Linked DNA regions of Homo sapiens: region 2 is linked to region 1. A link is an interaction called in ENCODE POLR2A ChIA-PET data of the cell type or tissue named here. Cell type or tissue: PC-9. All regions are shown on one strand. Each heading gives the region's core, and the rest is flanking DNA. Links, peaks and the distances in the headings are about the cores only. Region 1 overlaps LNCOG (lncRNA osteogenesis associated). Region 2 has its middle 51 kb from the start of LNCOG.

Region 1 (2,922 bases), core at 272-2,771:
GATTACTTTTCTAATCTCATCTCCATTGGTTTCCTTCCTCCAAGGCTTGATGGAATGTGTACGAATTCAACTGCTAGAGAAATCATCGGAGGCAGCAAGACTAAGTATTAGAGGATAAGAGCTTAAATTAAGGCAATAGGAATGGGGATAGTAATAAGGATATGGATTTGAGAAATATTGAGTAGAACAGAGACAACTTAGTGACTAGTTAAATGTAAGGATAAAAAGAGGCAAAGCAGGGATGATGATGATGACAACGATGATGGCAATAAGTAAATGACACCAAACATTTTTCTGTGCAGTTACAACATATAAAGCTTTGTTTTTGAGTGTTTAGGTGTGTTAACACGTTAAAATTTCAAAACGATCCTATGGGATAGAAGCTGTATTTATCCACATTTTACATATAGGAAAACTGAGGCACATAAGTTTAATAGCTCGTCGAAATGCACACTGGGTACTTTCATACAGTCTAGCTTTAAAACCATGCATGATTAAGCACAAAACAGCCTCCTTTGCCTTGTCAAACTGATTGCCATCTCCTGAACATGCCATACTCCTTTGAAACCGTTGTCTTCCCATTCCTTCTGTGTGAAATGCCCTTATCCCTTCCTTTGAATGGAAACCTTCTTTACGACACATCAAATGTTACCTCCTCTGGGAAGTCCTCTCTGTGCCTTCCTCCAGCAGAGTTCTTTACCCCCTATTCTGTTTATATTATGCCATTTGCATGGCTCTATTGGGGAATATATTATACTATGTGCAGATTGGGGACATATAATACACTATGTGCCCATTACTTCTTAGCACATCTATTCCCACCCATGAACTAGACTATGAGCTCTAAAAAGGACAGAATCTGTGTCTCATTTATCTCTCAAGCCCCAGGATCTAGCATATTTCCTGAGCTATAGGAGGTACTCAATGCTTATTGAATGAATGAATGAGTGAATAAATGAATAAAAATATGGCCGGGCACAGTGGTTTAGACTTGTAATCCCAGCACTTTGGGAGGCCAAAGAGGGTGGATCACTTGTGGACAGGAGTTCAAGACCAGCCTGACCAACATAGTGAAACTCCATCTCTACTAAAAATACAAAAAAATTAGCCAGGCGTGGTGGTGCACACCTGTAGTCCCAGCTACTCAGGAGGCTGAGGCATGAGAATTGCTTGAACCCAGGAAGTGGAGGTTGCAGTGAGCCAAGATCGCACCACTGCACTCCAGCCTGTAGAGCAACAGAGCAAGACTGTCTCAAAAAAATGAATAAAAATATGGAGGTGGGAATTATCCACTCTGCTGTGTTACTAATGGTGATGATGTGAGCTCTTAATGCAGGATTGAGACAGATGAACATCAGTGGAGGGACCAGAAGAATCAAGTGGACAGGTTAGAGATAAACTTGAGACTGGCATGACTGAAGAGGTTAGCAAAATGACACCCAGAATAGCCAAGTAGGGGATGTCAAAAGTCTGAGGATGTAACTGTGGAAGATAGATGCAACAGGAACGTCTTAAGATCAGACCTGAAAGGAGTAACAAACAGATGTTACTCTTATTTCTGGGCACTGGTTTCAACAATTCCCCTGCCATTAAATTCCTGGAATATGGCTGCTGTTGACTTATTCCCCTTTTCCTAGAATTTCAGAAAGTATGTGAATTGCAGAATAGACACCATTACCAAAGAGTTTTCTGGAAAAGAAAACAACATTTGCAAGTAGCATGCAACAAAGATCAAGTCAATGTTTTTGTAGAAGCCAAAATTGCTTGAACCCCAAAATGTTATCTGAATACTTATCCCATTCACATGGCTGATCTTTACCCTCCATGTCTCCTCACCCACCATTTATGGAGGGACCTCCCCTGTGTGCTTGGTTGCTGGACTTATTTTGTAATCTGCTTCTTAGAGATCCCAGCCTTCTAATAAAGGGAATGGGTTGGTTTCTTTTCTCTCCATGTGTCAATATAATCTTCCTTTGTCTTTACACATTTTTACGTGCTGGCTGGAGAGCCACTTTGGTTTTTTGTTTTTTCTTTTGGTTTGTTTTTTGTTTGTTTTCTGAGACAGGGTCTAGCTCTGTCACCCAAGCTGGAATGCAGTGGTGCAATCATGGCTTACTGCGGCCTCAACCTCATGGGTGTCAGGCCTCTGAGCCCAAGCCTGCACATATACATCCAGAGGGCCTGAAGCAAGTGAAGAATCACAAAAGAAGTGAAAATGGCTGGTTCCTGCCTTAACTGATGACATTCCACCATTGTGATTTGTTCCTGCCCCACCTTAACTGAGTGATTAACCTTGTGAAATTCCTTCTCCTGGCTCAGAAGCTCCCCCACTGAGCACCTTGTGACCCCCGCCCCTGCCAATAAGAGAACAACCCCCTTTGACTGTAATTTTCCACTACCCACCCAAATCCTGTAAAACAGCCCCACCCCTATCTCCCCTCACTCTCTTTTTGGACTCAGCCCACCTGCACCCAGGTGAAATAAACAGCCTTGTTGCTCACACAAAGCCTGTTTGGTGGTCTTTTCACACAGACATGCGTGACATTTGGTGCTGAAGACCCAGGTCAGAGAGACTCCTTTGGGGGACCAGTCCGCTGTCCTTGCCCTCACTCTGTGAGGAGACCCACCTACGACCTCGGGTCCTCAGACCAACCAGCTCAAGGAACATCTCACCAATTTCAAATCGGGTAAGCGGTCTTTTCACTTTTCTCCAGCCTCTCTCACTACCCTTCAATCTTCCTCTCTTGCTACCCTTCAATCTCCCTGTCCTTCCAATTCCAGTTCTTTTTCTTCTCTAGTAGAGAAAAGGAGACACATTTTATCCGTGGACCCAAAACTCTGGCGCCAGTCATGGACTTGGGAAGACAGTCTTCCCTTGGTGTTTAATCACTGTGGGGACGCCTGCCTGATTATTCACCCACA
Region 2 (2,922 bases), core at 250-2,749, 82 kb before region 1:
CCATATCCACAGAACTCCACTCCGTTTCTCATCTCCACCATGTATTTGCTCAAATGTCACCTTCTCAGTGAGGCCTTCCCTAACCACCCTATTAAAATTGCACCCCACCCACCTCTCTTCCTCACTTCTTCCTCACTTTATTTTTCTCCATAGCACTTATCACTATCTGACATACCACACATTTGACTTACTAGAATGCAAGTTTAAAAATGGTAGGACTTTTTGTTAGTTTTCTTCATTAGTATGTGTACGTTCTCAATAAGTATTTGTTAGATGAATGAATAAAAACTGCTCTAATCCCAAAGCCCATTCCCTTATCACCATAATACACTCAGATCCTTTGTGTCCATCATATCTTCTTTTTACCTTTGTGGTACTTTGTAATACTAAATAACTTTTTAAAGTAAAGGCTTAAATTCAAGCTTATCTTAGAAAAGAAAAAAACAAGTCCAACTTATACTGAACTTGGAAACTCTGCTAGCAACAGTTCTTATCTTTATCAAAGAATGTTTATTATGTGTCCTCTTGTATGTAATGCTTTGCTGTGTACTGTGCAGAAAAATTAAACTGGATGGTTCATCTCTGGCTCCACTTCATCCTCCAATTGGCTGCTCACTGGGAGAGTCAGAACTGGTGCAGATGAATAAGTAGAGGACACATTGTACATACAACACCAACCCAAATCACAGGTAATTAGGAGCCAATATGTATAGGGCAATCAGAGAGAAAAGTCATAAGAGTTTTATTAGTAGACAGGATGAGGTTCACAGAAGTCATCCAGAAAGAACTTTTCCATCCAAAATGTTTCTGAAGTAGACATTGCTGAGAAGCAGTTTATCTCAAAAACATCAGCTTCTAAAAATTTATAGTTTAGTTCCTGGATACAAACATTTTTTGACTGATAAAGCTACAATAACCATGGAGCTGGAAGGAAAAATTGGCCACCCTTTGTCCTTGGGAAAAAATCCATCATCTGTGGTGCCATACAGACCTTGAACCTGATGCTAACTCTATTTTAAAAGCCCATTTCCTAAGGAGATATGATGCTACCATAAGCTACTGGTCATTGCGACAATCGTCATCATTTAGCATTCCTTAAGCAGCCTAACAAAGCATGAAATTAGAGATTCTTAACTACAAGCACCCTGTTTATCATTTTTTCTCTTCCATGCATATATTCCAAGTCATGTATAACAAGACTATGTTACAGAAACATTAAAAATGTACACCCATTAAAGCAACATGGACCCAGTCTGACTGCCAGCAGCAAATCCAGCTGCCACCAACATGGCTCCAGAGCCTTTTAGCTCCTCACCAGTGCCAAAAGACCAGTCATAAGAAAAGACAAATTATGGCAATTAGCATCTGGCATGTATAATTCTAAAATTAATTGTATTAGATTTTAAGCTCCTTTAGAACAAGAATAATATTTTCCTCATTTTTGTGTTCCACGAAGTGCCTATTTCAGTGCTTGGTAAATATATCTCCTCCCTCCAGTAGGCTAGGCTGCAGGACTGACAAGGAAAGGGATTTTTTTTTCCCTTATGGTAAATAGTATACCCATTATCTAACATGCATTTGGCACGAGATAACATTCAATACATATATTTTTTAGCAAATAAAATAAAGAACATTTACTTGAGTGAATACTGGCTGACCTGTAAAAATTAAATTTAACTCAACATTTGGGTTCTTCTGATTTATCATTAAGGTAACCATAAACAAAAGACTGTAGATTCAAATATTCTGTAAAAAGTTGCTGATAGGTCTAAAGTGAAATTCTGAATCAGCTCTTGATCGGGGAGAGGGTGGTTTAAACAAGTCATTTATATATTTTGGGCTTTATTTTCCTTGCTCCTTTCTGATGAATCTTAAAAGAAAATGAAGACTTGGGTTAGATCATCTCTATAGCTCTTTTAGCTCCATGTTTCTGTATTTATTATTTGTATAACCCACAAGGACATAGATGTATCTGCAGATGCTGATTCATTAACTGGCTGGGCCAAATGACTTTTTCTAAAGGAACAAACTACTAACAAACTTCCAGTGGTAGCCAGTTCCAAGATGGCCTCAATCATTCCAGCCCCTAATATTCACACCCTTGTGAGTCCCCTCTCACATCATACTAGAGTTGGTCTGTTTGACCAGTAGCATACAACAGAAGTGATTATGTATTACTTCCTAGACTGGGTTACAAAAATGAAAAGTGAGGAACTGAAGCCATCTGTAATAACCACATGGTTGTCTGGAAATGGATTCTTCAGCGTCAGTCAAACTTTCAGAAGACCGCAACCCTAGCTGACATCTTGACTGCCGCCCCAGGAGTCAGAACCATGTGGCTAAGCTGCTCCTGGGTGCCTGACCCCCAGAAACTATTTAGATGTACATTTTTATTTTTTCATTTGCTAAATTTGGGGGTAATTTGTTATGAAGCAGTAGATAACTATTACACTTTCTCATTCAAAATCCTACCTCCTCCTGGGCACATGACCAGTGTTGATTTCACCATTCCTGGAACTTACGCAGTGTTTGGTAACATATGTCTGATAAGAAAAGACACATGTTAGTGCCAGCATTTGTGTAGCCACTTGCTTTTAAACTCATCTTCATGGCTACATCATTGTATGTTGCAGTGATCTCATTATGATTTCCATCTCTGTTCTTTCAAGGTTGCACCTTGCTGTTGGCAACAATTCCCTTCTTACATGGCTGCCTGTATTACCCCATGTCATGCTTTCTTACTTAGTTGTACCATAAGTCAATTGATTGCTTTAACAGAAACACATTCATAGTACTTGTTTGTTTTTCAGTACTTCCTTAATTCATATATTTGCTCTTTGTGACAAAACGATCTTTGAAGAACTTTGAATACTTTTTTTTGGTCAAAGAATTTTTAAAAATTAAAATGAGTGGAATTCAAGT

The links. Peaks named below come from ENCODE experiments on the same cell type or tissue, not always from the same donor. Only the 100,000 strongest peaks of a DNase experiment are listed, where the experiment ranks them.
Region 2: POLR2A ChIA-PET joins it to region 1 with 5 read pairs; 2 of 35 experiments call an interaction of 5 or more read pairs at or near these places.

Annotation. Positions count from the first base shown.
Region 1 is chr12:76,289,584-76,292,505 of GRCh38, forward strand. LNCOG (lncRNA osteogenesis associated) reads left to right here. Exons shown (of 4, transcript NR_146531.1): 2 at 2,533-2,687. Among named protein-coding and RNA genes, the nearest start is that of LNCOG, 31 kb to the left of the region's middle. In PC-9, for the core only: no CTCF peak of the experiment used is centred there; no DNase peak of the experiment used is centred there; H3K27ac peaks cover 1,122 bases.
Region 2 is chr12:76,207,740-76,210,661 of GRCh38, forward strand. No RefSeq gene overlaps it. Among named protein-coding and RNA genes, the nearest start is that of LNCOG, 51 kb to the right of the region's middle. In PC-9, for the core only: no CTCF peak of the experiment used is centred there; no DNase peak of the experiment used is centred there.